Linked DNA regions of Mus musculus: all the other regions are linked to region 3. Evidence: chromatin loops called from intact Hi-C (ENCODE). Cell type or tissue: gastrocnemius. All regions are shown on one strand.

The links. Peaks named below come from ENCODE experiments on the same cell type or tissue, not always from the same donor. Only the 100,000 strongest peaks of a DNase experiment are listed, where the experiment ranks them.
Region 1: a loop joins it to region 3, with 5 times the contacts of the local background. A loop is called at or near these places in 38 of 42 quality-filtered maps.
Region 2: a loop joins it to region 3, with 8 times the contacts of the local background. A loop is called at or near these places in 21 of 42 quality-filtered maps.
Region 4: it touches region 3 in a loop (7-fold over the local background); 35 of 42 quality-filtered maps call a loop at or near these places.
Region 5: a loop joins it to region 3, with 6 times the contacts of the local background. A loop is called at or near these places in 21 of 42 quality-filtered maps.
Region 6: it touches region 3 in a loop (2.9-fold over the local background); 19 of 42 quality-filtered maps call a loop at or near these places.
Region 7: a loop joins it to region 3, with 8 times the contacts of the local background. A loop is called at or near these places in 35 of 42 quality-filtered maps.

Annotation. Positions count from the first base shown.
Region 1 is chr1:73,984,437-73,988,436 of GRCm38, reverse strand. Tns1 (tensin 1) reads left to right here. Exons shown (of 33, transcript NM_001289895.2): 13 at 2,062-2,174; 14 at 2,502-2,562; 15 at 2,659-2,734; 16 at 3,289-3,418. Among named protein-coding and RNA genes, the nearest start is that of Gm39664, 45 kb to the left of the region's middle. In gastrocnemius, a CTCF peak has its summit at 1,563 (motif pointing right); a DNase peak (open chromatin) is centred at 1,629; H3K4me3 peaks cover 317 bases; H3K27ac peaks cover 1,614 bases.
Region 2 is chr1:74,123,802-74,127,801 of GRCm38, reverse strand. It overlaps Tns1 (tensin 1), which reads left to right and starts at 3,254. Exons shown (of 33, transcript NM_001289895.2): 1 at 3,254-3,510. The coding sequence starts at 3,355. Rufy4 (RUN and FYVE domain containing 4) reads right to left here and starts at 2,261. Exons shown (of 12, transcript NM_001170641.1): 1 at 2,188-2,261; 2 at 79-210. The coding sequence starts at 124. In gastrocnemius, a CTCF peak has its summit at 2,482 (motif pointing right); DNase peaks (open chromatin) are centred at 2,463 and 3,240; H3K4me3 peaks cover 1,360 bases; H3K27ac peaks cover 316 bases.
Region 3 is chr1:73,900,059-73,904,058 of GRCm38, reverse strand. No RefSeq gene overlaps it. Among named protein-coding and RNA genes, the nearest start is that of 6030407O03Rik, 38 kb to the right of the region's middle. In gastrocnemius, CTCF peaks have their summits at 1,539 (motif pointing left) and 2,330 (motif pointing left); DNase peaks (open chromatin) are centred at 1,550 and 2,324; H3K27ac peaks cover 950 bases.
Region 4 is chr1:74,075,974-74,079,973 of GRCm38, reverse strand. Tns1 (tensin 1) reads left to right here. Exons shown (of 33, transcript NM_001289895.2): 2 at 661-775. Among named protein-coding and RNA genes, the nearest start is that of Gm31637, 18 kb to the left of the region's middle. In gastrocnemius, a CTCF peak has its summit at 2,421; a DNase peak (open chromatin) is centred at 2,405; H3K27ac peaks cover 1,279 bases.
Region 5 is chr1:74,129,067-74,133,066 of GRCm38, reverse strand. Rufy4 (RUN and FYVE domain containing 4) reads right to left here. Exons shown (of 12, transcript NM_001170641.1): 4 at 3,994-4,000; 5 at 3,622-3,728; 6 at 3,226-3,369; 7 at 1,820-1,889; 8 at 1-347. Among named protein-coding and RNA genes, the nearest start is that of Rufy4, 5.5 kb to the right of the region's middle. In gastrocnemius, no CTCF peak of the experiment used is centred here; no DNase peak of the experiment used is centred here.
Region 6 is chr1:74,190,590-74,194,589 of GRCm38, reverse strand. It overlaps Cxcr1 (chemokine (C-X-C motif) receptor 1), which reads left to right. Exons shown (of 2, transcript NM_178241.4): 2 at 1,721-2,805. The coding sequence starts at 1,729. The coding sequence ends at 2,784. Among named protein-coding and RNA genes, the nearest start is that of Cxcr1, 2.0 kb to the left of the region's middle. In gastrocnemius, no CTCF peak of the experiment used is centred here; no DNase peak of the experiment used is centred here.
Region 7 is chr1:74,081,145-74,085,144 of GRCm38, reverse strand. The region is part of intron 1 of Tns1 (tensin 1); the gene reads left to right. Among named protein-coding and RNA genes, the nearest start is that of Gm31637, 12 kb to the left of the region's middle. In gastrocnemius, no CTCF peak of the experiment used is centred here; DNase peaks (open chromatin) are centred at 708 and 2,089; H3K4me3 peaks cover 760 bases; H3K27ac peaks cover 3,189 bases.

The sequences.
Region 1 (4,000 bases), 84 kb before region 3:
AAGAATGTGGAGCATCCCTGTGTCTCCCTGAGACTTGGAGACGGTGGGCTGAACAGTCGCTGTGATGCCGAGCAGCAGAGACCAAGCTTCCCCTAATGAGAAAGAGAAGAGGTCCAATCCTCCTCACATGCCTGCGTGCAATGCAGTTGTCACGTGAATTTGACTGTGTGCGTTATTCGTGTCTGCCAACAGATCCCATGGGCCAGTGCCTGTGTTGGGGGCAGGCCACCTTCTCTACACACATGAGAAAGTGCAGCTGTTGGCTTCCGGAACATTCCCCGCCACTTTCCCTCTGTTCCCTTGTCAGTGGTGCTCACAGGGAACCCGGTAGTTGGACAGGGAAAGCAAGGAGTGAGCGGGAGGGGCTCTGCCTGTGGGTCACTCACTCATTGTCACCCGCCCTCGGGACTCATTGTCCCCAGAACACAGACACATCCTGTTGGCCTGGTCAGGAGATCTGATGGAAACCTGCCATTCCAGGTTTCCGGTTTGAGTAACGGGCGGGGGGGGGGGGGGGGGGGGAGGACTGGACAGGGCCCTGAATAGGAGCTGGCAGTGCCCATCAGATTATCTTGCTAGGGGAGACTGAGATGGCCCCACCCAGGCTCAGGGACTGGGGACTGGAGGAGGGCCTAGGGGCCAAGAGATGGGGGTGGGGAGAGGTCTTCTGGTGTCATAATTAGAGTCTTACCCTCCTGTGGAGCTATTGGCTATTATAGAGTCCCAGGCTGCATTTGATTGGTTTATCTGGTTCAACCTGGCTCTCTAGAGAATCAGAAAAGGAGGAAATGTCAACCAGCCAGCACCAGAGGACTGACCTGTGGTTTGGAGATGCTTCAAAGTCTAGACTTTCCTTCTTTCCTTCCCTCTCCCATTCCCTGATTTATGTGATCTTGATGTGTGTCACAACTCTTTCTGGACCTGGCTTTCTGTCTCTGCTAGAAAGAAACGAGATGGCTCAGTCCCCTTCTGTTCCGGCAGCAAGATTTTTATTAGAAGAACTGGGAGGTTTCTGGAGCTGCCTATGTGGCTCAGTCTGTTGACTGCTTAGCATGCAGGAGACCCCAGGTCTAATCTCTAGCAACACACACACACACACACACACACACACACACACACACACACACACACAGCATAAATAAAATCGCTAAAGAAACGAAAACCCAACTACAAACCAGCTTAGAGTTAGGATACTTATTGGAAGTTAATTATCTCAGATCCCAAGTCAAGAAGTTAATATACAAAATTCCATACGTTTAGGAAGAAATAAAATAAGTACTGTAGTTATCAAACTTTTACTGTTTCCTCTGTGTGTGTGTGTGTGTGTGTGTGAGAGAGAGAGAGAGAGAGAGAGAGAGAGAGAGGGAGGGAGAGAGAGAGAGAGAGAGAGAGAGAGAGAGAGAGAGAGAGAGAGAGAGAGAGAGAGAGAGAGAGAGAGAGATTGAGAATATATTAGGGTCTATGAGAATAGTCATAAGTAAGGTTTGCCTCAGTAAGTTGTTAGGGGTGTTTACTTGATGCTTGGGCTAGAAATGAGACGTGAGAGAGATACTCATGTTCACCACGAGAGGGTGCTAGAGAACGCCAAGTGAGTTCCAGGCTCTGAAATTTGCAGATTTTTTTTTTTTTTTTTTCATTTTCATCCTGGGGCTCAGCAAGTTTGGAGGCATGCCCTGGCTGGAAAAACTTAACTATCATGTGGCCTGGGTGGGTGCATGTGTCATGTGTATGGGGGTAGATGGTAGCCTACGGTGGTGTTCTTAAAGAAAGAATGGATAAATAATGAATGTATAGAGGGGTAGATAAATATGTGGGTGGATGGATGGATGGATGGATGGATGGATGGATGGGGAGGATGGGTGGGTGACTGGGTGAGTGGATATGTGAGTGGGTGGATGAGTGGATGGGTGGGTGGAGGATGGGTGGATGAGTGGGTGAGTGGATAGGTAGGTGGATGGATGTGTGGAAAGGCTGGTGGGTGGGTGGATGGCTGGTTGGGTGAGTGGGTGGCTGGAAGGGACTACACAGTCCCTTCACTAATGACACCTTATTCCTGCGCAGATATGTGCACTACTTCAGTGGCCTACTCTCTGGCTCCATCAAAATGAACAACAAGCCTTTGTTTCTGCATCATGTGATCATGCACGGCATCCCCAACTTTGAGTCTAAAGGAGGTACCTGCCCCATCCCTTCCCTTCAGCCTCTATTTCCTTCTTGGGTGGTAAGCTGTGGTATCATCTGGGCTTGTGTGGGGCTCTCAGAAGAGCTCAACCCTACTCTGCAATGTCAGGTTGACTCCTGGTCATGCCTGGTGGCAGAAGACACTGGAGGAGTCGATGTTTTGCCTATTTAAAATGACTGAGAAGGGAAGTTAGGCTTCCTTTATGTTCGTGTTTCCTTCTTTTTCTCTTTCTTTTTTCCCTCTTTGCCTTTCCCTTTGTCCCTCCTCCCTCCAACCATTTCTGGTTCTAACCTCACACTCCCCTCCCCCTCTCTGACAGGGTGCCGGCCCTTTCTCCGCATCTACCAAGCCATGCAACCTGTGTACACATCTGGCATTTAGTAAGTGGTCTGTGAAGGAGGATGGGGTGGGTCAGGAGGAAGGGAGAGCTGAGGCTGTTTCCTCAGCAGAGCTCCCTCGTCACCTCTCTCCCTCAGCAACATCCCTGGAGACAGCCAGGCCAGCATCTGTATCACCATTGAACCAGGGCTGCTCTTGAAGGGAGACATCTTGGTGAGCTCTACCCTCCTTCTCAAGTATCCCTTCTCTTGTCCTGTTCCTGACCTACCCTGGGGACATGGGACATGCGACTATTCCCCTGTAAGCTTGAGTTTAGAACTGTGGGTTCCTGTATCCCTCCCAGACACACATCATCATGATCCAACTTCTTCCCTTGGAGAGAATATTCTTTTCCTAGTTTCATCTTTTGCTCTGGGACATCTTCAGGGAACTGCCACTCAGTGTGAACTGTGACCTTCTAGCTCTAGACTAGTGACAAAGACACTCCCAGTCCTAATGCCAATCCTGCTTGCCATAGTTTAAGACACATTGCCTTTTTGAATGCCCACCTCTATTCGGGAACAGCTGGGAGTGCATTAGTCCCCACAACGCCAGACTGTTCCCCTTCTCTTCTGTTCTAGAAGTCTCCCAAAGAGCTCTGAGGTCTTTTTTGGTATTTCTGATCTCTCTCTCGTGGGTTTGGGGTGAGATTTGGGACTCAGCTGATGAAGCCAGTTAAGAAGCTCTCTGAGACTTGACTTTCCCCCCTTTGTCCACTTCTCATCCAGCTGAAGTGTTATCATAAGAAATTCCGGAGCCCGGCTCGAGACGTCATCTTCCGAGTGCAGTTCCACACCTGTGCCATCCATGACTTGGGGGTTGTTTTTGGGAAGGAAGATCTGGATGAGGCCTTCAAAGGTGGGCTCCCTGACAGGGGCAGGATGGGGTTGCCTCTTCTTGTAGCAGGAGAGGAGCCCAGTGTGAGATGGTGTCGCAGATGCAGGAACCATCTTCTCTGAACCATGTGGTCTGTCCAGTCTCAGGGGTGACAGTGTGAGGGGACTGAAGGAGAATGGGACCGGTCAGGACTTAGGTTGGGGTGGCCTAGGAACGAGACCAAGCTCAGTTCCTTTCTGGTTCCCTGCACCTCAGGACCTCTGGGATGTTTGTGCCTCCCACCTTTCTCTACTGCTTGCTCCATTCTTTCTTTTTCTATCTGCCTTGTCCCCTGTGACCACCAGGAGTCAGTTTTCTAGCATTCCCAGGTGTCTTAATATCGGGATCAGTATTAAGTGCTGGAATCAAAGAGAAACATGATGTAGTTTCTGTCGTGATAACTCGAAAATGTCTTGTGGGGCCAGCTGAGGCCGGAAACAAGGATCCCACAGAGGGGTGCATGTACGTAGGGATGGTGGCAATAAGGAGGAAGAAATTTGGTTAGGGGAGGCTAGAGTCTTCTACCCACTTAAGGCTCTGTCTAAATCAACTTCAGGTCTGGAA
Region 2 (4,000 bases), 220 kb before region 3:
ATAAGGGAGATGCTCTCCAGACTCCTCCTGTCTCCTGAAACTCAGCCCCAGAAAAAAAATCTCACAGGGCATACTCACTTTTCAGGCTTCTGCTGATCTTGAGGATGGTCCCGTTGTTGGCCATGAAGACTCGGAAGTGATGGGATTCCCTGTGATCCTCTGGGTTCAGCTGCTTGCTTTCCTTACATATGGACGGGATGAGAGTTTAGACTTGAGAGGGAATGAGAGCAAACCAGGGTCACACAATGAGTTAACTGGCAGAATGAAGCACAATTCTTTCTTCCTTCTTTTCTTTTTCTTTTTTCTTTTATAGTTTAATGCAAGGAATCCCAGTTGTTATTATTATTTCTTCTTCTTCTTCTTCTTCTTCTTCTTCTTCTTCTTCTTCTTCTTCTTCTTCTTCTTCCTCTTCCTCTTCCTCTTCCTCTTCCTCTTCCTCTTCCTCTTCCTCTTCCTCTTCCTCCTCCTCCTCCTCCTCCTCCTTCCTCTTCCTCTTCCTCCTCTCTGTCTGTCTCTCTCTCCCTCTCTCTCTCTGAGATAGGGTTTCTCTGTGTAGCCCTGGCTGTCCTGGAACTTGTTCTGTAGACCAGGGTGGGCTCTGCTTATTGAGTGCTGGCACTAAAAGCATGCTCCATCACCACCCAGCTGCCAGTTGTGTCTTGAAGACTGATATAAAGACATGAATATGGCCTCTACTTAATTTTTTTCTGTTTCTTTTTTTTATTAGGTATTTTCCTCATTTACATTTCCAATGCTATCCCAAAAGTCCCCCATACCCACCCCCACAATCCCCTACCCACCCACTCCCCCTTTTTGGCCCTGGCGTTCCCCTGTACTGGGGCATATAAAGTTTGCAAGTCCAATGGGCCTCTCTTTCCAGTGATGGCTGACTAGGCCATCTTTTGATACATATGCAGCTAGAGACAAGAGCTCCGGGGTACTGGTTAGTTCATATTGTTGTTCCACCTATAGGGTTGCAGTTCCCTTTAGCTCCTTGGGTACTTTCTCTAGCTCCTCCATTGGGGGCCCTATGATCCATCTAATAGCTGACTGTGAGCATCCACTTCTGTGTTTTCTAGGCCCCGGCATAGTCTCATAAGAGACAGCCATATCTGGGTCCTTTCAGCAAAATCTTGCTAGTGCATGCAATGGTATCAGCAGTCTCTACTTATTGAGCTATCACTGGTGTTGGTCACCCTGGCCATTGCTGACATCTTTGTCTCATTCAATCCCCTTAGTAGCCTCCAGAGCATAGCATTACACATGGTGACTAGGCACAGAGAGGGTAAATCTCAGCCCAGTATCACAAAGCTGTAAGCTGAGCTCAGACTTCCTTATGAGTCGAACAGAATGCCTGCACCATGGGGACACCCAGCTAGGGGAACTGTCACCTCCTTTCCCCCGGACTAGCCCCTGAGCCTCAGCAGAGTGTCATTGCCTTGGGACCCACATTCATCCTTTCCAGGGCCCCAGCTGAGTGGAAAATGTATGTTCTCTGGGAAAGCATGCAGAAGTAGACAGAGGGTGCAACATTGGGACTGAACCAATGTTCGGTGTGGGGAGCAGGGTGCCTGGTTTGAATCCCACCACCCTCTCTCGTAGAACTCTACTTCTGTCTCTCAAGGGTCCTGGGGCTCAGAGAGGGATACTGTTGCCCTTGAAGGATGTTGAATGAGCTTAGGCTGAGATCCTGGCATCAAAAGCCAGGCCAGGTGTCCAGCTTCCCAGGCAGGAGTGCTGGAGTTTGTGGGCAGGGTAGCTCTGGCATGATCCTGTAGCAGTGGATCATGGGGGGAAGAAAGGGAAAAGAAGAAAAGAAAGGCTAGGACAGCAGTGCATGGGGCCCAGGATCGGGAGTCAGAAGATAAAGGTCCCGTCCTGGACTGGTCACCCTTTCTTAGGCTCCACTTTCCTGACCTGTACACCAAGGGTTAGACAGAAGTTCTCTACAAGCTGGGCGTGGTGGCGCACGCCTTTAATCCCAGCACTGGAGAGGCAGAGGCAGGCGGATTTCTGAGTTCGAGGCCAGCCTGGGCTACAAAGTAAGCTCCAGGACAGCCAGGGCTATACAGAGAAACCCTGTCTCAAAAAAACAAAAAACAAAAAACAAACAAAAAAGAAGTTCTCTACAGACCTTTTCTAGGGTCTCTCTACCTAATCCCCAAGCCCAGGGACTCCCGTGCTCACCTGAGAAAAGCTTGTCTGTTTGGGATGTGGGCAGGATTCTGTAGCCTGAGTATGTCCCTTGTGACTGTGGGCTCTGCACAGTCTTTTCCAGCTCTCCTGCCTGGGGAGTGACTCAGCCCAGCCTGAAGGGGGCTGGACCAACCCTGGCCAGGGAGAAGTGGTAGAGAAAGATCAGGGCACTGAGGCAGAATGGGTGGCTTCCTCAAAGTCATCTGGCATGAGGCCAGTTGGTGGCAAAACACAACACCGGCAGGGGCTTCCTTTCCCGGGCACCTGCTCCTGTCTTTCTGTCTTGTTGCCAGTAGATGGCGGAAAGGGGCTGACAGAAGCGCTAGTGGGCTCCTTTTCTCGAGTTGTCTCTTCTGTCACTGGACTGAAAGTGACACAGGTGGGGAGAAGGGGCAAACGGCCACCAAGTGTCTTTCTCCCTCCTCTTACCCCAGCCAGCTGCGGGATCCCAGTCAGTGTTGGGGTGCCTTCCTTCCAGCCCTGGTACCCACTTCCCGGGGATGGAAACGCCAGGTGGGCTGCTCGGTGTAGGGTGGTCTTTCCCGCTGCTCTCGTTCAACTTCCTGGTGCTGGGGTCATCCTTTTTCTAGGCCAGGCTGGCATGTCACTTAAAACCAAGGGTTAGGGACTTCTAGAACTACTTTTACGAGCTCGAGGAACTACTTGTAAGTAGGGCTCAGAGCGATCCCCAAACGTGCTGTTCTCTGCTCCATGTCCCGCCCTTCTGCCCGGTGCAGAGCCAGATCTAACCCCGGCGCTCCCCTCGTCCTCCATGCCACCGTCTCTGTCCCTTCAGATCCCTTCTCTGGTGTCAGTCTCTCAGTCGCTCACTAGTCACGGCGTCGCTCTCTTGCGTTCCCAGTTCAGCCTGTCCCGGGGATCCCGCCGCCGCCCCTCCCGCCTTCCCGCGCCCTCGGGTCCCCTCCCCGCCTTCTGCCTCCAGCGTCCGTGTCGCCGCCCCTCGCCAGGCCCCGCACTCCCACTGCCTGGCAGAGCGGTGGCGGAGGCGGAGGCGGACTCCGACGGGGCGGGCCGGGGGCGTCGCCCTTCTTCCCCACGTCGCAGACGCCTGGGGCCGAGAGGTCGCTGGGGCTGGGGGGCGGGCCGGCTCGCGGGTAGTCCGCGTCCCCGCCCCGGGCCCGCCGGGTCCCGGGCCGGATGGGCTGCACCGTGAGCCTGGTGTGCTGCGAGGCGCTCGAGCCTCTGCCCTCCTGCGGCCCGCAGCCCCCCGGGACTCCGCCGGGCCCCGCGCGGCCCGAGCGCTGTGAGCCCGGGGGTGCGGCGCCCGACCCGAGGAGGCGGCTGCTGCTTCAGGTAGGGAGCTGTGGGCCGGATGCGGGCAGCGGGCACGGCAGAGCCCGGTCCATCTGGGACAGTAAGGAGTCTGGGAAGGTGTAGGTAGGAGAGTGGGAGGGCCCTGCAGTCAGTTCTGTGGAGGTCACACCTGGGCCTCTGGTGTCCTTGAAGGGCAAATACCTGTGAGACGTTGGTGCCAGGTCTGTGATCCACTGCTAGAGAAATTGAAGCAGGGAGGTTCTAAGCCAAGGCCAGCATAGTGAGATCGTTTCTCCAACAAACTAAAACCAACCAAATCCCCCAACTCAAACTCTCCCAAACACCAAAACTAGTAAGACAAAAAACCCAAAACAAGCAAGAAGAAAGAGGAAAAAGCAAGAGGCAGAGAGAGGGAGGCAGCAGGCTATTAGTGAGAATTTGGAACCACCCAAGGGTGCTGGGGTGAGGAGAGAAAGGTTAATATCCTCTTAGCTTGGAGTGGGGGGGGGGGGGGCAGAATGGTGGCTGT
Region 3 (4,000 bases):
CTGGTGCACAGGGAATGGCTTAAGTCTGGAAACCTCATGGAGGCACTGTGGGAAGGAGAAGATGGAAACACAGACATGTGTACAGAAAAGCTGGGCACAGATGGGCTGCACAGGCTATGAGAGATGACCAGAGCAGCTACTGTAACAACTGGGAACTTCAGCATGTTTATTATGTATACTGGAGCGGGGCGGGGGGAGCACATGTTAGCTGTTGGCTAGTCTTGGTAGGAGGTTTCTGTGGGTGAGCAATCTCAGACCATAAAGGTTAGAAGTGTTTACAAACCATAGACCAGTGTGTGTGTGTGTGTGTGTGTGTGTGTGTGTGTGTGTGTGTGTCTGTGTGTCTGTGTGGTATGTATGTGTGTTTATGTGTATGTATGTGTGTGTGTCTGTATGTGTATGTGTTACTAGTAGAGGGTCTTGAGCATGACAAGCAAAACATTTTAAAAAGGCAGAGTGTGGGAAGGAGAACCCAGGAATGTGGATGTATGCGTACGGAGCACCCTAGAGGAGGGGCAGCAGCAGTGCTAAGGTTGCAGGTGGAGAGAGAGACTTTGGGGTGTGGGGCACTGCAGTTAGGAATGAGGGTCCAGGCTGGAGTGGAAACTGAGGCATAACCAGACACTATTTGGAGGGTGGCCTCCTTTCACAATGGTTTCCCTGAGCATCTGTGGGAAGGAGGGCAGGGGTGGGGATGCCTTTGAGACACAGTCGCTGTCACTGGAATAGATCTTTCTTATTGCGGTGACATCAGCAGGTGCCAGGAGGGACAGACAGGCTGTGTTTCCTAGTGCCAGGCTGCTGAGGCTAGGAACAGCAGAGCTCTGTTGCCACGGAGATAAGGGAATGAAGAGCAGGTAGGGCCTTGTAACTGTGAGGGCGATGTAATTCCAGGTGGCCTCAGAGTTCTGTGTGTGCTTGGTGGTGACACTGCCACCTGACCGCCCTTCCTCTTCTCCAGTTCCTCCTTGCCTCTCCTAACCCAGAATCCTAGACTGGATCTGGGAGGTGGTAGCTGGGCCAGGTAAGAAGATACTAGAGATGGGGTGCTGTTTTTAAAAATTAATGAATGAATGAATTGATTAATTAATCAATTCATTCATTCTTTTTTTAATCTCCATGGAGGCTTGCAACCTGTAAGAATGGCTGGCAAACTCCCACTTCCGTCCCTCCCGGCCCCAGCCCAGTCTCCGCATGCCAGCACCTCCATTTTTCATTTCCTGTCTGCTTCTCCCACGCTAGTCTCTGGGTCTGGATCCATGTTTCTCGTTCATGCGGGTCTCCCAGGCAACCTTCCTTAGTGCCCACTGGAAGAAGCATCAGTAGACCAAGCTAGCTACAGTTGCTGAGGGGGGGGAGTGGAAACCGCAGGACCGTCTCTTTCCAAGGATCTTCTGGAATGAGAAAGGATGGCTTTCAGAATGCGGAGAACATCTGGAATGATCAGACAGGGCTCAGTCTGAAGTCCTTTTCTCGTCTAGGCCCTCAAGTCCACGTTGGTTAACATTTTATAGCGTTTTCATGATCCCAAGGCGCCCTCCAGTGGCCAAATAGGAAGTTGCGGCTCTTCCAAGAGGAAGTAAAAGTGGGCAGTTGCTGAGCCAGCTTCACACCGCCCCCGCACCCCCCCCCCCCACTCAATTCCCAATTCCAACTTCAGCCTTCATGCTGGAGTCCACTGAGGTGGCAGGAGCCAGTGAGGAGCCCTGGATAGGCAGTCAATGACTGGGGGCTACTTATGGCCTCTTTACCATGAGTCTCTGGGTTGGCATCTCTGGTACTTCCTAGCCCAGCATTGCCTATAATATAAACTCACTTCCTGGATAGGCAAGGTCTGTCTGTCCATCCTCCTGCAGCCAGCCTACAGTTGGCCCTCTATGATTGAAGCTTTGGCTGGTCCACAGATCAGGGCAAGTAATTCTAGAAGGGCCATGAGGAGGTTGGGAGGGCTGGTTACCATCTCCAGGATGCACTTGGAGAATCCAGGCCTGGGATTGAGCTGCATAAGAAAACTTGACCTCGGTAGCAGCAGCTGGAAAAAAAACCCAAGACGGTACTGAGAAGCCAGCATCCTGCATCACCAGGCTCCGGAGGGTCTGTCGATGCTCTGGGTTCAAAAAGTGCACGAGTCGACAGGATGCTCAGGGAAGGAGAAGCTAAGGAGGCAGCTTGTGCAAGCTCAAGCTGATATCCACCAACCACCCAGTGGTGGCTTACTATCTAGTCACAGCAGGTTACCCTCCTTTAGAAACGCAGAGTGACTCTTTCACCTAGACTGAAAGGAACCAGTTTTCAGAGCTGCAGTGGCGTGGGAAGGGGGACAGTGCCCCCTTGTGGCAATATCTTGGTACTTCAACTCAGAAGAAGCCAGAAGATGAGATCTACTTCTGTCAGGCTCATTTGTGCACAGCATCTAGGAGCAGAGGGTAGGGCTCCCAGAGACACTGCCTTGTGACTCACTACAATAAGCGTGATTTCCTCTAGAGAGTCTTAGGGTCCAAGACAACTAATGAGAGCAGCAAAGGTCACATGCAGGTTCCTGGCATGATGCAACCCTGTGCCAGCATCCCAGGATGTGAGATGAACAGGGCATGGCCTGTGCCCTCCACCATCAATGCAGGAGTCAGAGAAGAACAACAGTGCCCTTGTCACACTGGGCATGCAATGTCCCGGCTGTTGTCATTTCTCCTTAAGTGTGGCTTCTGAACATCCCTGGGTTTTCTCCTCACCTCTATTAAGTCTTTTCTTTCAACTTATTGGTGCCACAACTGCGCTCAGGGTTATTATGCTAGAGAGGGTGAGGTGGCTAGGTGTCATATCTGGGTAGGATTTGTTTTCTTTCTTTTTTTAAAAAAGATTTTTATTAGATATTTTCTTTATTTACATTTCAAATGCTATCCCGAAAGTTCCCTATACCCTCCCCCCACCCTGCTCCCCTACCCACCCACTCCCACTTCTTGGCCCTGGCATTTCCCTGTACTGGAGCATATAAAGATTGCAAAACCTAGGGGCCTCTCTTCCCAATGATGGCCAACTAGGCCATCTTCTGCTACATATACAGCTAGAGACACGAGCTCTGGGGGTACTGGTTAGTTCATATTGTTGTTCCACCTATAGGGTTGCAGACCCCTTCAGCTCCTTGGGTAATTCTCTAGCTCCTCCATTGGGGGTCCTGTGTTCCATCCAATAGCTGACTGTGAGCATCCACTTCTGTGTATGCCAGGCACTGGCATAGCCTCCCAAGAGACAGCTATATCAGGGTCCTTTCAGCAAAATCTTGCTGGCATATGCAATAGTGTCTGAGTTTGGTGTCTGATTATGGGATGGGTCCCCGGGTGGGGTAGTCTCTGGATGGTCCATCCTTTCTTCTTAGCTTTGTCTCTGTAATTCCTTCCGTGGATATTTTGTTCCTTATTCTAAGGAAGAATGAAGTATCCACACTTTGGTCTTCCTTCTTCTTGAGTTTCATGTGTTTTGCAAATTGTATCTTGGGTATTCTAACAGTGAGTGCATATCAAGTGACTTCTTTTGTGATTGGGTTACTTCACTTAGGATGATGCCCTCCAGGTCCATCCATTTGCCCCAGAATTTCATAAATTCATTGTTTTTAATAGCTGAGCAGTACTCCATTGTGTAAATGTACCACATTTTCTGTATCCATTCCTCTGTCGAGGGACATCTGGGTTCTTTCCAGCTTCTGGCTATTATAAATAAGGCTGCCATGAACATAGTGGAGCATGTGTCCTTATTACTAGTTGGAACATCTTCTGGATATATGCCCAGGAGAGGTATTGTGGGATCTTCTGGTAGTACTATGTCCAATTTTTTGAGGAACCGCCAGACTGATTTCCAGAGTGGTTATACAAGCTTGCAATCCCACCAACAATGGAGGAGTGTTCCTCTTTCTCCATATCCTTGGCCTTTTTGTCTTATTGATTGTGTCTTTTGCCTTACAGAAACTTTGGAATTTCATGAGGTCCCATTTGTCAATTCTTGATCT
Region 4 (4,000 bases), 180 kb before region 3:
GTACAGAGCGTACAATAGAGTGAAGCAATTTGCTGCTAAGGGAGGTCCCAGGACTGTGTATGGTTGGCGTGTAGAAGGTACATATGGGCTATGTGGTTGGTATGTAGAAGGTGTCCAGAACTTGGGGTTCCTGTGGGAGGTTTTAACTGGGAGGAGTCATGCAATAGCCACTGGAACATAGTTACACGAGGTGCACTGGGTATGTTGTAGCAAGGAATATTCTTTCGGCATGTATGTTTTGTAATGGCTGGGAAGCAGATCAGGATCTTACACTAGGCAAGCGCCAGGCCACTCAGCGTTAGCTCTGCCCAATGAAGACGCACATTTAAACTTAGTCGCTTAACTGCAGTTTAGTTTGTACCCTAAAATACCAAAGTGAGTGGGAAGAGAAACATGAGTGGAAGCCATAGAGGGTGAGCCCTGCCTGGGTGCTAGAGTCTGCAGTCACTGTCTGTGCCCTGTCCACTGATCCTCCTAGTCTGGGAGCCTGGCATGACTGTTCCATCAGCCCTATACTGTTCTTGGTCCTTAGGCACTTCATTCCTACCAGGGTACTTGCCTTGGTTTTTCCTGTCTGGCCAGTTTTTCCTCCTCTGCCCTTGCCTCCTTTCCAAGACCCCAGTATTCACTTGATTGATCTCTGGGCATTTCTTCCCACAGCCAGAAGACCTGGAGGCCCCCAAGACCCACCACTTCAAGGTGAAGGCCTTCAAGAAGGTGAAGCCCTGTGGCATCTGCCGGCAGGCCATCACTCGGGAAGGCTGTGTTTGCAAAGGTGCGTGGTTGATGGGATCCAGGGCATGTTGTTGTTGTTGTTGTTGTTGTTGTTGGACTGGTCTGGTTTGGGGTGTGTGGGGTCTCTACTGAGCATGTGTGCCTATCTCTTATCTTTTGGAGGACACTGAACACCTAGCTAGGTGACAAGCACATGGAGTGTGTGATGACGTGGCAGTGGATGGCATGGTGATTAATGGTAGAGACTGTGTGAAGGTATAGGTCTAACGTGGATGGTAACCAGGTAGCATAGGAAGGTCTGTGTGTAGGATGTGGCTGTGTGGGGATGGTCAGGGTGGCGGAGTCTAGTGGCAGGTGATGAAAGTCATTCGGATGCCATGGAGATCATGAAAGATATGATAGCACTGGGTGATGGTGCATACACCCTTAATCCCAGCACTCAGGAGGCAGAAGCAGGCAGATCCTCGAGTTCCCTGAGTTCAAGGATAGCCTGGTCTAGAGAGTGAGTTCCAAATCAGCCAGAGAAATCCTGTCTTGAAAAAGCAACCAGCCAACCAACCAAGGTACATATTGGCAATGTGGAAGGTGCCAGAAGGGGCATGCTTGCTGTGTGGAAGGCTTGTGGCTAGTGCATGGGAAATGTGCAGTCAGAGTATGCAAAGTGCATGGTTGGTGCATGGAAGAAACATGACTAGCGTGTGCTTGTCCCCTGCACCCCCTGGCCCCCAGCGCAAAGAAGTAGAGCCACTGTCCTCTACTTCCAGTGGTTTGAGTTGACTTTAAACAGCCCAAAATCCCAGTGGGCTAACTGGGCTTTCCCACTCACTGATGTCATGTGCTTTTAGAAGGGTCTCTGTGTCCCAGAGAGAACTGTCTTGTCACAGATCCTGAAGGGCAGCCAGTACCTGTGACTAACACCGTTTCCCTGCAAACCTGGTTACTTGCACAGATGAGGTTCTCTCAGCCCTACATCCTGTCTACCACCAGGGTCTCTGTGTGGCTGAGTCTCTGAACTTCCCACTATGGCTCCTACCCAGGCAGCTGCCTCTCTAACCCTCTCTCCAGTAGCTTCTCTAGGTCTGAAGAGTGTGTATCTAGTTATACCAACACCCTGGCTAAAGCCTTTGGAGTCCTCACTACCTTTGAGACACAGCACTAGCTACAGGCCTGCGAGCCTCAGCCCTTGTCCTGTCCATCCTACCCCATGCTAGGGGACTGAGCTCTTTCCGGCTCAACCTATCAGTCTGTACTTCCCCCAACATGTCAAAGCTCAGAGGAGCCAGGCAGTGGGTATTAGAGCCCAGAACAATTGCTAAGACACTTACTGAGGACTAAGCACCAAGTATTTATAGCTTATGCAAGATGCTGGTCTTATACCTGCTTTATAGATGAGAAAACAGGTTGGTGGTTATTGTGTCTTTCATTCGTCTTTAGGGCCAGAGTGAGGCTTTTGGGATCTGAACTCTGGAGGGGTCAAGGGAAAGCAGTTGGGTATGGAGGTAGGACTGTTTGACTAGAGAGCTATGGTGTGTGTGTGTGTGTGTGTGTGTGTGTGTGTCTGTCTGTCTGTCTGTCTGTCTGTCTGTCTCCAGGAAATGCCTGAATGGCCAAAGGCATTGCTGTCCATACTCACCTAGCCTTGATCTAGCCAACAAAATGCTTGCAATACCCAAATCAGCCACAGGGAGTCGCCTTTCTCCCAAGAGATCCAGCAGGGGCTCCACAAGGGATCTGGGGGAGAGAGTTTAAACTTCCGTATTTTGATTATATAACAGCCTCCATCCTGTCCTGTACCTTCAGGTCATATAAATTCATTTCTGTCTCCTCTTGCTCTTCACTCTCTTCCTCCTGGAATCTTCCCCTCTCCTGAGAGGCAGAAGCAGGAACAGTGAGAAAGGGAATCCTAGGGTTGGCTGACAGTGCATCTGACTCCCATGTGCATGGGTACCCCCAGTTTCACCCTGAACCTCGAGGCTGAGGAAAGCCTGGACTCCAGGCCAGACACTCCACTGGGTGTCAGGACCTGGCTTCAGAAGACCTAGTGAGCAGCCCAGCAAGGAGGTGGGAGGATGACTCTGGTATCCATCCATCCATCCATCCATCCATCCATCCATCCATCCATCCATCCATCCATCCATCCATCCTATGTTCATTCATCTACTCCATATTTTTCCCTCACCCATCCATCCACTATTCATTTTACTTATAGACTCATCCACTTTATCCTGTTGGTCAGTCCATCCATCCATCCACCCAGTCTACCTATCCATCATCCATCCACCCATCCACCCATCCACCCATCCATCCATCCATCCATCCATCCATCCATCCATCCATCCATCCATCCATCCATCTATCCATTGATTCACACAGCCAGGACCACCAGATATGGATGTACAACCTGTTTCCTAGCGGAGGGGCCATGGTTACCAAGTCCTTGTATGGCTTCTGGGATGCAAGGGAATGAAGAAAAGAGAGGAACATATATTCAGAGAGACAGAGAAGTTGGGACCCAGTGAACTAGGCTCTCTGATAGAGAAACTGCCATAGCTCAGTAGTTTAGTGTGTTTATTAGACAGCTGAACAGTGAGTGGGGTTAGTGTATACCTCTGAATGAGGAGGCAAGTTTAGCTAGTCTCTGTAGGAGCTGTCTCTGTAGGGGGGCAATCTTCAGGCTGTAAACATCTTGGTGGTTGGGAGAGAAAGCTACAGTGGATATTTTCTGCATGCTGTCAACATTCACACGCAGACCAGAGGGAAGCTTTGCAGTCCCTCTGAGCCCCACCCCAGTGGGGAGGGAGGGGCTTTGCCAGTTACGTATGAGTCTGAGGCTTTGGTGCCCTTGACATGACTGTAGCTGTGTCAACAGCACACACTCACCCTGGGCTTGCTCTACTCCCCACACATGGTGAACTTTTATTCTTTGTCATTAGAGCGTAACCTGTGTTTTCTGGGTTCTCTCAATCTTTGAGTCTTGACCTCAACACAGTGTGAAACTGGACCAGACGCTGAAGGGCTTGGGTGGCTGGGGTAGGGACTGTCAGCATCTGGGACCCTGTCTCCACAGGGCCCTTCTACTGCCAGGAGGAAGCCCTGGCTCTGAAGAGATTGGTTGTCACTTGCTTTCTCATTGCCTAGTCCTCCAGCTCCACCGATGTCACCCGTCCCCACCCTGCACTTGGCATTCCTGCAGCTGAAGTAGGCAGGAGAGAATCACGGACCCTTCCGTGAAAGCCCAAAACACAAAAGACAGACTAGAGGTGGA
Region 5 (4,000 bases), 230 kb before region 3:
AGACTTCCTTTTCCTTCAACTTTCCTTCCTGTCAGCTGCATTTTAACATCCTTAGCCCTGCTCCTCTGTTGCTGGATGCTGGCTGTTGAGTTTTCCAGGAATTTCCTGGGCTTTGGGCCTCCATCCTTCTGGTCTAGCTGAAATCCTTCCCTTTCTGTTTCCCAAGTGCTCTGGGGACAACTGAGGCTTCTGGAATCCTCCCTCTTCTCTTCCAGAAAGGTGGGAAGATGGCTTGGCTGCAAGGGTTTACAGAGGTCAGGTGTGCGGTCTTCTCTGGTTGCATCCTGCAGACAGCTGGTTCCTCCAGTGTCTGGTTCCTGCAGCTGCTCTCCCCTGGAGCATCTCACCTGTAAAGAAGCCCCATTTCAGCATCTGGTCATTGATCTGGGACATTGGAGAGGACAAAGCTCTGGGACAGCACTTGCTTCTTATTGGATTTGAATGCCTCCTACTGGGAAAATTGTCAGAGCAGAGATAGTCTCAGCCAGCACTCCATAGGACCCACAAGTCTGAGCTAAGAACAGCAGGTATTTCTCAGCTCCTCCCTCTGCATGGCTCCAGCCAGTGGCAGCTACCTCTGTCACCTGTGTTGTTCTTGCTCCCCCTGAATTCCTCCACCTTCTCCTTTCACCTTCTCTCCTGCACTCGATTTTGTCTTTCTGCATTCTCATCTATAACAAGGGAACAAGAATTCTTGGTTTGTAAAACGGTAATGGAATCTTAGACTAATGTTCAGTGGTAGAGCACTTGTCTAGTATGGGTGGCCCTGGATTTGATCCTCAACATAGCAGGGGCAAGGAAGTCTTCCCTGTACCCCTATTTTCCCTTGGCCATGTCTATAGCCTCTCCTGATACCAGAGGAGTTGTTGGCTCCAGGACCACAAGAGGGTGCTCAAAAGCTTGGGTATTCGATACTCTTCTATAGCATGGTGTAAGGCTTTGCATATAACCAATGCACATCCTCCTGTATGCTTACGTCCTTTTTAGATGGCTTTAATATCCCACACATTGTCAATGCTTTGTAAGTAGCTGTTATAATGCCTTGCTTGGGAGAACATGGAGGGCAAGAGAATGCACAATGTTCAGAACCCATGCAATAATTTCTTTTCTAAATATTTTGTTTGTGTGGTTGGGTGAGTCTACAGATGCAGAACCCACAGATGTGAGTGGCTAACTGCACACTTAGCATAGATTGCAATGTGTTCCTGATCTGTCTCCATGAACAGGCCTTGAACTCTTTCAAGGTCCGAGGCCAAGTACTCAAGTGCCATATCTGGTGTCGGGAAGCTCGTGGAATGACAACAACCTTAAGCTGCCACATCAGAATGGTGCAAGAGCCAGGAAGGAGCCTTGTGCTTAGTGGCATGCTGGTTGTCTCAAGCCATCTACACAACTCCCCTAGGAGGCAGGGCAGGAACTTGCCCAAGGGTCTTCAGCTAGGTTTAGAACCGGTCAGAGCTGGGTTGTGAATTAATTGGGAAATCAAGCACTTTAGCCACTCCTTTAACTGACATAGGCCAATTTGAATACCTAGTTCAGGGTTTCAGTAGATGTATGCTCCCTGCAAGCCTCCAACCATCTCTATTGCCCTCTCCTCCCGAGAGCCCCACTGCCTCCTATAGATGGCACCAGTGTTCTCCTGTCCTACTTATTGTGCTTCTCTGGAAACAAGACTGCTCACCCCCTCCCATCTGCCCCTTGCACACTGCTTCCACCTCTGTCCCAGTTAGCTCTCTGCACACCCACAGGAGGCCCTGCTCAACTTGGGAGTTCCAAAAGATGGCCAAGAGACAAATCAGGTTAAGGTGGACAGAGGTACCTCCTCTGGAAAACCTTTGGGTTTCCCGGGTCTTCTTTTCCCGGTCCGGCTGGGACTGGAACAGCGGGACCTGAAACCAAGAGGCAGGACATCCGGGCCTTTAGTTGGCCTGGTCTTCTAGTGGAGGCTGCCCGAGCCATTCACTAATGGCTGAACCACCCATTTACACTAATACACTTCCTGTTTTTCACCCTCCCCCTGAGTGGTTCCTGTTCACTGTCTAGCCAGCCATCCCATGCTTCACTTATACATCTGTTGCATCCCAGCATCCTACCACCTATCCATCCTTCTCACTCTCTACTTGGACCAATTAGTCTTTAGCAGTGTGGCTTAGCTTGAGATGATGCTGAGGAAAGAGAAGGCTGGAGAGTGGGGATCAAGAAGGGGGCAGAGGCAGGCTTCCAAGGAGGGGAAGCAACCAACATTTCTACGCAGCTGTGACACCTATGAACCAGAAGAGCTAACATGTCATGATAACTTTACTGGTGCATAATGCTACATATACCTTGGCAGTAACCAACAGCTCTCTAGTTGGAATTAAGACATGTTCAACAAATGGGAAGCCAGCCGTGCCTGGTACTAGAAACCTAGCCCACTACCCAGTGGTAGGTGAAGTCATGAATTTTGGAGAAGAACCTACAACCACTACTTTACTAAACCAGCATAATCCGTAACTACATCCTAAATATTTGTCCCTATAGTCACAGATCAGTTTAGTCTTCACCCCTCACTAAGGCAAGTTCTCTTTGCTACAGATGGAGACCATTATAGAAAACCACAACCAATCAAAATGCAGAGTTGTGGAGCCCAGTCCCAACTGATACATATACACTATGACTATGTGTGAGTCTCAGGGATCATTGCCGAGCAAGGGGTTGAAAAGTGAGCCAGAGGGTGAGGGAGTTGGCCGTGAGACTGTATCTTCTAGAAGTGTCAGAATCTACACTTAGAAAGCCTCACCAACATAACTGTCTAAACATGAGCCCAACCAGCTAAGACAGCAACGAGAGAGACATGCTAACATGAAGGGGGTGGGGGGAGACTCATGAGGTCCCAACGCTGCAAAAAGAACTGCGAGGGAACTAAGGAATGCCGAGAACAGGAGAAACAGTCTTCCCCAGGGAAGAGCACACTAATACCAAACGGTCAGCCATGAAAACATACATACAAGTTACATTATATAGACTGAGTGGGTTGTATTTGTTTGTTTGTCTATCTGTCTGTCTGTCTGTCTGTGTGTATCTCGCAAAAAAAAAAAAGAGCTCATGAATTTGAAGGAGAGCAAGAAAGATTATCTGGGAGGGTTTGGAGATAGAAGAAGGGGGAAACAATGTCATTATAGTATAACCTCACAAAAGTAACTTAAAAGGGGGAGGGAAGAGTGGCTTGGGCTGGAGCCTCCTCACTCTGAGAACATGGGCCAGGCTTCATCCAGGTCTGGCCGCTGCAGGTCCAAGTTGAAGGCAACTCCATTGAGGGCATAGAGAGAGTCCAAGATGTCTTCCTGGAGCTCAGCGCACAACAGAGGGCTCCGAGGGCCATACCATTCCCTGTGTGAAGAGAGACCAACACATCCAGCCATTGCTACCCTTGACCTCTGAGAATCAGCGTACCAAAGGGGACCTTCCCAGGCAGGTTGTGGCTGAGCTCAGCCTCCAAGGGCAGAGGCCCAAGTATGCCAAACTGCATGCAGGACTCTCAGGCCCTTTCTCCTTGCTGACACTCAGTCCTTTACCCCTGTCACCCATTTAGCAGTAGTGGGTTCAAGTACTGTATATGGGATGATGGCCTGGCAAACCCACCTGGTGAGTTGTGGGTTCAGGAGGCACAGCTGCATCGACTCAGCCAGCTGGCCTCGGGCAAGGCAGAGTCGGATAAAGGCACGACCTTTTCCTAGTGAGGTCTTCAGCTGCAGGGTGTGGGGAGGGCCAAAGAGAGCATGAAATCAGGGCGGGGGAGCTGGGCCAAATGAGAGAGAGTACAGAGGGAATGAGAGTGAGGGAGAAAGAGTGGGCCAAGGTCAGAGGAGAAATGGGAGGCAAAACCAGGGCTAATGAGAGGTCCTCACCTCTCAGGGGAAAAGCCTCCTGTTTGTGGAGCAGGTCTGAGGGACAAGGGACCTAGGGAAGGCCTGGACAAAGTCCACCTGCTTTCCCATCCCCTGCTCCCATTACCTTGTCC
Region 6 (4,000 bases), 290 kb before region 3:
AGGACGCCTGTGTCAGCTGTGTGTCAGTCCACATGTTGGGGTAGGAAGGCTTGGTCCAACTTTATTTTAGAAAACACACTGGTTTCTGTGGGACTAAGGGATTTCTGATAAATGGTTTCTTGTCCCCTCACTGTGTCTAGGTACGCAACTCTGACTTCCTAGGTGCTTACGGTCACAGCCCCCCTCCCCTCAGCCATTGCTTTTTATTGCTTTCCTGTTATGTGGCTGCAGTGAACAGTTTCCTGGCTCAGTGTTGATTGCTTCTCTCTAACCTTCATCTTCTGTGAAGATGCAAACTCTGGCACTGAGAGAGCATCCCAAGGGGTAGGGATGTGGTTGCCCTTGCCATAGAATCCAAGGCCTGGAAGCTGGGAGAGCTCCCTATCTTCCCACAATCTGCAGTTGATAAGTGGAAATCTTTGGGGATTAAAGGCCCCAGGTAAGGTAGCCATTGAGAGTGGGCATTAGGTAACTGTATCCTCATCTTAAACTCAGTTAACTTCTAAATACTTCCAGATTACAGAGCCCTGGTGTTGGGTAGAGGTGCACACGTGTTCTCATGTCTCAAGTGTGTGTGTGTGTGTGTGTGTGTGTGTGTGTGTGTGTGTGCAAGTGTGCAGGACTATATACAGAGGCCAGAGGCTAGAGGACAATTTTAAGGAGCTGGTTTCCTTCTTCCATCATAGATTCTGGGAGCAAACTCAAGGTGTCAGGCTTGTGTGACAAGCTCTGCCGAGGTATCTCACCAACCCTTGACATGCATTTAAAATTTTTCTATTTCACGCTTAATGTGTGTGTGAGCTTAGGTGTGGAGGCCAGAGAATAACCTACATGAGGTAGTTCTTTCCTTCTACCATGTGGGCTCTGGGGATCAAGTTCAGGTTTTCGGCTTGGCAGCACGCAGGCACCTCACTGAATCATTGCTTTGGCCTCTTCTGTGTGCTTTTGACGCGATGTTTACAACTGTGAAAGCTGGAGACAATCTCATCAGAAGACAAGGCGCAGAGTACAGTGTAATGTAATCTGAAGTTATCACCTCTTTCTCCAGGTAGGTTTTAAGAAAGGCAAACAAGGGGCTGGGGAGATAGCTCAGTGGTTAGGAGCATGGAGTGCTCCTGAGGATTTGGTTCCTAGGACCCACTTTGGGCAGCTCGCTACTCCTGGTAGCTCCAGTTCCAAGGGATCAGATGCCTTCTTCTGACCTCTACATATAGACACACAGACAAGTTCATATGCACTTATACATAAATAAAAGCAATGAAAAATAATATGTCTTTACAAAAATTGCAAACAATAATGAGGGGGCATATATAAGACATAAGGTTGGAGGGGACGCCCAGATACACCTTGCCTCCTTCCGTTTGCTGTGTGCTGGCTCTTCCCTGAGTGTAAGAACAACCTGGTGACTGTATCTGAACCCAGGGGCGTGGCTGAGGACAAAGATGGTTAAGAGGAGACAAGGAAGAGCTGGGCATAGAGTTGAGAACTGTAGAGCCAACTGAAGGCAAAGGTATCTCCCATGGGTTTTATTCTATACTCAGACTGACTGTCCAAGGACTTTGACAGCATTAGGAAGCTAACCTACCAAAGTTCAAGTTGAAGGCAAAGGGGGTGAACTTTGGTTGTCAAGGCAACAGAGAAGCCAATACTACCCCCTCAACACTCACAACACTTGAATTTGGTTACTAAATCTTATCTCTCTTTCTTACCTTTCACCTAGATCAAACAATGGCCGAGGCTGAATATTTCATCTGGACTAATCCTGAGGGTGACTTTGAGAAAGAATTTGGAAATATCACGGGAATGCTGCCCACTGGAGATTATTTCATCCCCTGTAAGAGAGTTCCAATAACCAACAGGCAGGCTTTAGTTGTCTTTTATGCACTGGTGTCCCTTCTGAGCTTGCTGGGAAACTCGCTGGTGATGCTGGTTATCTTATACAGGCGAAGGACCCGATCCGTCATGGATGTCTACGTGCTGAACCTAGCCATCGCCGACCTACTCTTTTCATTGACCCTGCCCTTCTTGGCTGTCTCCAAATTGAAGGGCTGGATTTTTGGCACACCCCTGTGCAAGATGGTCTCACTCCTGAAGGAATTCAACTTCTTCAGTGGTATCCTGCTGCTGGCCTGCATCAGTGTGGACCGATACCTGGCCATCGTCCATGCCACCCGTACGCTGGCCCGAAAGCGCTACTTGGTTAAATTCGTGTGCGTGGGCATCTGGGGTCTATCTTTGATTCTGTCTCTGCCTTTTGCTATCTTCCGCCAGGCATATAAACCATTCCGTTCTGGTACAGTCTGCTATGAAGTCCTGGGTGAAGCCACAACAGATTTTCGGATGACCTTGCGGGGTCTGTCCCACATATTTGGCTTCCTCCTGCCGCTGCTCACTATGCTGGTCTGCTACGGGCTCACACTGCGCATGCTCTTTAAGACCCACATGAGGCAGAAACACCGGGCCATGGGGGTGATCTTTGCTGTTGTGTTGGTCTTCTTGCTCTGTTGTCTGCCCTACAATCTGGTTCTGCTCTCAGACACTCTCTTAGGAGCCCACTTGATTGAAGATACTTGCGAACGCCGCAATGACATTGACCAGGCCCTGTATATTACTGAGATCCTGGGCTTTTCTCATAGTTGTCTTAACCCTATCATCTATGCCTTCGTTGGCCAAAATTTTCGCCATGAATTCCTCAAGATCCTTGCTAACCATGGCCTGGTTCGCAAGGAGGTTTTGACACACCGCCGTGTTGCCTTTCATACGTCTCTCACCGCTATTTATTAAACCTCTGAGAATTACCGGAAAGTGATCGCTTGCCCTCAAAGAGAAGGATAACTATTGTGCCAATGTGCTGTGTGAGTGTGTGCGTGTGTTGTGTGTATGTGTGTATGTGTGGTATATGTGTGTGTGTGTGTGTGTATGTATGGTGTATGTATGTATGTATGTATGTATGTATATATGGTGTGTGTGTGTGTTTTGTGTGTGTATATGTATGTATGCGTGGTATATGTGTGTGTGGTGTGTGTCAGTGTATGTGTAGTGTATATGTGTGTGTGTATATATGTATGTGTGGTATATGTGTGTGTGTGCTGTGTGTGTATGTGTATGTGTGTGTGTATATATGTATATGTATGCATGTATGCATGTATGGTGTATGTGTTTTGTGTGTGTATATGTATGTATGCATGGTATATGTGTGTGTGTGGTGTGTGTGAGTGTATGTGTAGTATGAGTATGTGTGTATGGTAAGTGTACTTATTTATGTTGCTGTATCTGTGTGTGTGGTGTGTATGTATGTATGTGTAGTATATGCATGTGTCTGTATGTACTGTGTATGTCTGTCTGTATATAGTGTGTGTGTGTGTGTGTGTGTGTGTGTACTATGGCTATGGGCAGATACTATCTGCTTTGGGGAGGGAGGAGACAAGATCAGGAGAAGTTAGTAACTACTGGGCCCACACCAGCTTTCCGAGGAGGTGCTGATGGCCCTCCAAGAACTTTATACTTCCATGAGGAATAACGCTTCACCATTTCTATTGAACATATACATCTTTGACTTGTGATCTGGGTAATTATCATGGTCACACCTGTAGCCTAACCCACCATTAGAACAAAGAACTGGGACTTGCATCTAACATTAGCCCTCATGGGCTGGATTCTCTCTTTGGAACACCACCCAGACTGCTCAGCACACTCCAGCAGGCTGTCTGGGAGCTTTCTGTCCTGTGATCTGAGCTCATGAGATTGTTTTTCCATCTTGAGGAATGTTGCAATGCCCGCTGAGGACATCGGTCAGGTGCTATGGAAGCGTCAAGCCACCAGGCAGCCTTGTGATGGAGCTGAAGAGTTTCTTCCCTTTAGGTGTCATGAGTGGACGGAGGGTATTTGGGAAGCCAGGCCTAGTGCATGAGAATCCCCTTTACCCCGTGACCGGTGTCACCAAGGGTGATGTGTGTGTGTTGGGTGCCAGCTGAGCCAAGGATGGAGCAAGACCAGCAGA
Region 7 (4,000 bases), 180 kb before region 3:
AGGCAGCAGAATTGAAAAGCAGGAGAGAGAGAGAGAGAGAGAGAGAGAGAAAGAGAGTCAGTCTGTGGAGAGAATTAGGAGGCAAAAGTCACGGGATCTGGCAACGAGCTGCTGAGAGGGTGGGGGAGGGCAGGGAGGGGCTGAGGGTGACTCAGAGTTTTCCACCAGGGTGACCAAGAACATGGGCAGGCCCTTAATTGGGGGCCCAAGAGGGAGGCAACTCTGTGTTGTCCGTGAAGGTGAGGTTTGGAGGAAGAAGCCTGAGAGCAGGCACTAAGACTCCCCGACTAAGGGCTAGGGGACCTTGGTGGCCGGGTCACAGGGAGAGGGTAAAGCCTATCTCAGCTTTTGGCCATCCCATCTCCCAGGCTGCCCAGCTCTCTGGCTAGAAGACTTCTGTCTTTTCTGGCCACCCAGAGCTGTTTAGCCTCAGAGGAGGGCAGAACTGGGGGTTTTCTCACAGTGGGTGGACCTCTTTAGCACACAGCCCTTTGCCTCTCTGCCCCTCGAGGAAGGGAGTTGTCTGCAAGCAGTTCCTCCCAACCAGGACCAAGGCCTGGCTAGAGCCCCTGATGGTCCAGCCAGTTGTGCCACACCCTCTGGCTGGCTGAATGGAGAGAGGGAAGGGCTGAGATGGGCCAAGGCCTTAGGCTTTGAAAGCCCTCTGCTGCTGGGGCTTGAGGGCTGGGGAGCAGGGCTTCCAGCTGGATCCCTTCCCTGCTCCCTTGCTCTGACTCTGGCTTGCAGGGAGGTGGGACAGTGCTGGAGCCACCAGGACACCCCTCCCTTCATTGTGGCCATGTCTCCTGCCTCTGGGCTTGCCTGTTAATCCAGGGAGGGCAGGGCCTGGCTGTGCCCCATGTGGCTGTCTGCCGCCTGTCAGGAAGACAGCAATCGTTGTCCTAACAAGCCACCGTCCTTGGATGGCACTGCATGTTTTATGGGCTTGTGGGCTTTATGGGGCTCACTCTCATCCTCTGCCTGGACCTGGGGAGCAGTCCCAGATGGGCGAGCGGGGCAGGGTGAGCCAGACTTAAACACCAATCTGCTCTTGTAGCAAGCTCTGACTCTGGTCTGTAGGGTTGAGACGTCCTTGGGTATCAGAGGGAGGAGGCTAACCCACCCTAAACCATCTCCACCAACATCCTGTGACATTAGAATCCACGTGTTGAGCCTTTCTATAGCATCCCTGGATACCCTACTTCCTAGTGTGGGAAGCTGAGGCCTGCTTCTCATTGGGGATGATGGAGCTGACTTTTCCTCACACAGATTTTTATAGTCTGTCCTTAGGGGGCTAACGTGTCCTCATATTCTCTGCTCCCCACAGCTGTCAGCACACCCCCTCCCTCCGCAGCTCGAAGCTTCGCCTTGTACTGAGGTCCAGAGAAGGTTGTCAATGCACTCGGCTACACAGCCCCAGTGTATTCCAGGCCTGTTCTTCCATCAGAGCTAGATGAGGGGAAAGTCACCCAGAACTGCTTAGAGGAGGTCAGAGTCCTGGAACCACCCATTAGCCCTCCGGGTCCACTGTGGGCAAGTTTATAGACTCAGGTTTTCCAGGACAGATGGGACAGTGGTATCACAGTCCCAGGCATGAGTCTGGATAGTCTCTTAACAGCCTGGAAGGCGTCACTTGCCCCCTCCTACCCACTAGGCTGTAAGGACTCCAGAGCTCTGGGAAAAGGGACTTTTCCTTAGGCTTTGGGAAAAGGGCTGGACTTGGGGGTATAGGGAGGGGAGTTTTGGAAGGTTATCTAGAATGTCAAATTCTGTTTCTTTAAGTGGGGAGGAAGAAAGAGGCCTGGGACTTCCTGCCTGCCTCCCTCACATCACTCTCCAACTGGACTGCAAGTTCCCTCTCTGTTCCACCTCCCACCCCACACCATGGCTGGGGCCCCTCCCCAGTATGTCTGACAAAATTGACCAGGAAATCTGACAACCAAACTCTGAGATGAGAAAGTGGGAGGAGAGACAGCAGACTGGAAGGGGATGGAGGCCCCTACCCTCACTGAACCCAGGCAGTAGACTGGAATGGTAGACTCCTGGCTGGAGCTGGGGGGTATTTAGGACCGGCTCGGGGAGTGCTGCTGCTCAGTATGACCACCAGGAGGCGCTGCTGACGCCTTCAACCTCTTCTTGCTTTGCTTTTACCTCTGCCCTGGACTTGTCTGTTTGCTCTTGCCTTTCACCTAGTCTGCCTGGCTATCTTTGATTTCAAAACAATCTTAAGCTTCAGAATGGTTGCAAACTCACTCGGCACAAAGATCTTTCCCTCCTGAACTTTGGGGGAGCGAGTTGCTGCCCCCCACTCGACTTTGAATACCTCCTTGACCTCACGAGGACTCCGTTTCAGGGGACACAGAGGCCAACATCAGAGGTTGATGGCATGAAGATGCCACTGCCTTCTAATTCTCAGACACTGTGGTGTCTCACTGGGTGTCCCTGAGACGTCCTTAAGGCCACCACAAACATCTAGTTCAGAATCAGCCACTGCTTTTAGCTGCCGTGTCTGGAGTCGCCTCCTGTCTGGGAATCTCTGTCTTCCCGTGACTTTCGTAACCTTGTCACTTGTGAAGGCTCCGGGCCATTTCATTTGTAGACTGTGCCTCAGCTTGTGTCAGCCTGATGTTTCCTCTTGATTGGATTCAGGTTGTGGCTTTTGGCAGGACTGTCAGAGAGTGATACTCTACACTTGGTCAGCCATCCCACGGGTACCACTTCCATTCATCTCGTCCCGGGTGACAGTAACTTACTTTGATCACTTGATTGGCATCTGTCCGGGAAACCTATCTCCCACTTTATTTCTGAGGCAGCTTCAGGTCTGTCTCCGGCTGACCTTGAACTCAGGCTGTTGGGATTACAGCTGTGCCTCCAAACCCCGTTTCATCCTTTGTAACTTATTTGTACAATGTGGGGAGGAGCTTGGAGACTCTATTCTGTTTTTAATCTTCCACCACCTTTTGATTTCTTCGTTTATTATTTGCCTCACAATGAGCTCTTTGAAGCCACGGCTATCATTGTGTCCCGAGCCTCAGCTCTTCCCTGATGTGGCCTTTGGGAGCTCCTGGGTCCTTCTGTCTGTCCCTCTTTGTTTCCTGGTTCCCTCTTAGCTGTGTGCCTCTATTCATGCTTGCTCTCTGTGTACTCATGGCTTGTGCCTTTCTTTTTCTCTTCCCTTATCTTCTCTGTGGCTTGTCTCATTCTCAGACAGCTTCCTCCTCCTCCCTCTGTCTATTTCTTCCTGTCTCTTTGGCTTGCTGCCTCTGATCCAGTCTCTTATTGCCTGCATTTCTCTGTGTTTTGGTAGCACCCAGAACCTCCTCCGTGTTGTCAGATAGGAGCCTGTGTTTGCTTAGTGTGTGGGCCACTCTTCCTCCTCCAAGCCAAGTTGTCTCCTCTGGCCCTGGCTCAGAGCTGGGAGGCTCAGGGACAAGGTGTGTGATGAGATCCCTCTGCACACTGCAGTGTCCACGACCTGGCCTGGGTGTGTGCCCAGAAAGGGCTCCAGCTGAGCCTGTTCCCTGGAGAGTTCCTGTAGAGGAGGGACCTATGTCAGGCAGGGCATGCTTCCTCGAGGAGTCCCCAGGGTGGGAGACTCTGTAGTCTACGTGTGGAATGAGCTGTACAGCGGGTCGTGCCTGTGCAGGGCTTTATGTTCTAGATCAGTGGTTCTCAACCTTCCTAATGCTGCAGCTCTTTAATACAGTTCCTCATGTCTTGGTGACCCCCAACCATAATTTTTTTTTTGCTACTCCATAACTGTAATTTGGTACTGTTATGGATCATAACGTAAGCATTTGTATTTTCTGATGGTCTTAAGTGATGACTGTGTAAAGGTCGTTTGACCCCTCAAAGGGGTCTCGACTCCCAGGTTGAGAACCATTGGCTAGAGTGAGCTCTCTTGTGTGGTTACAAAGGACTGACTGTCAGAGCTTGGTGAGTGTGTGTTTGTAGTGCTGTCTGGACGGGAAGTGTGTGTGTGTGTGTGTGTGTGTGTGTG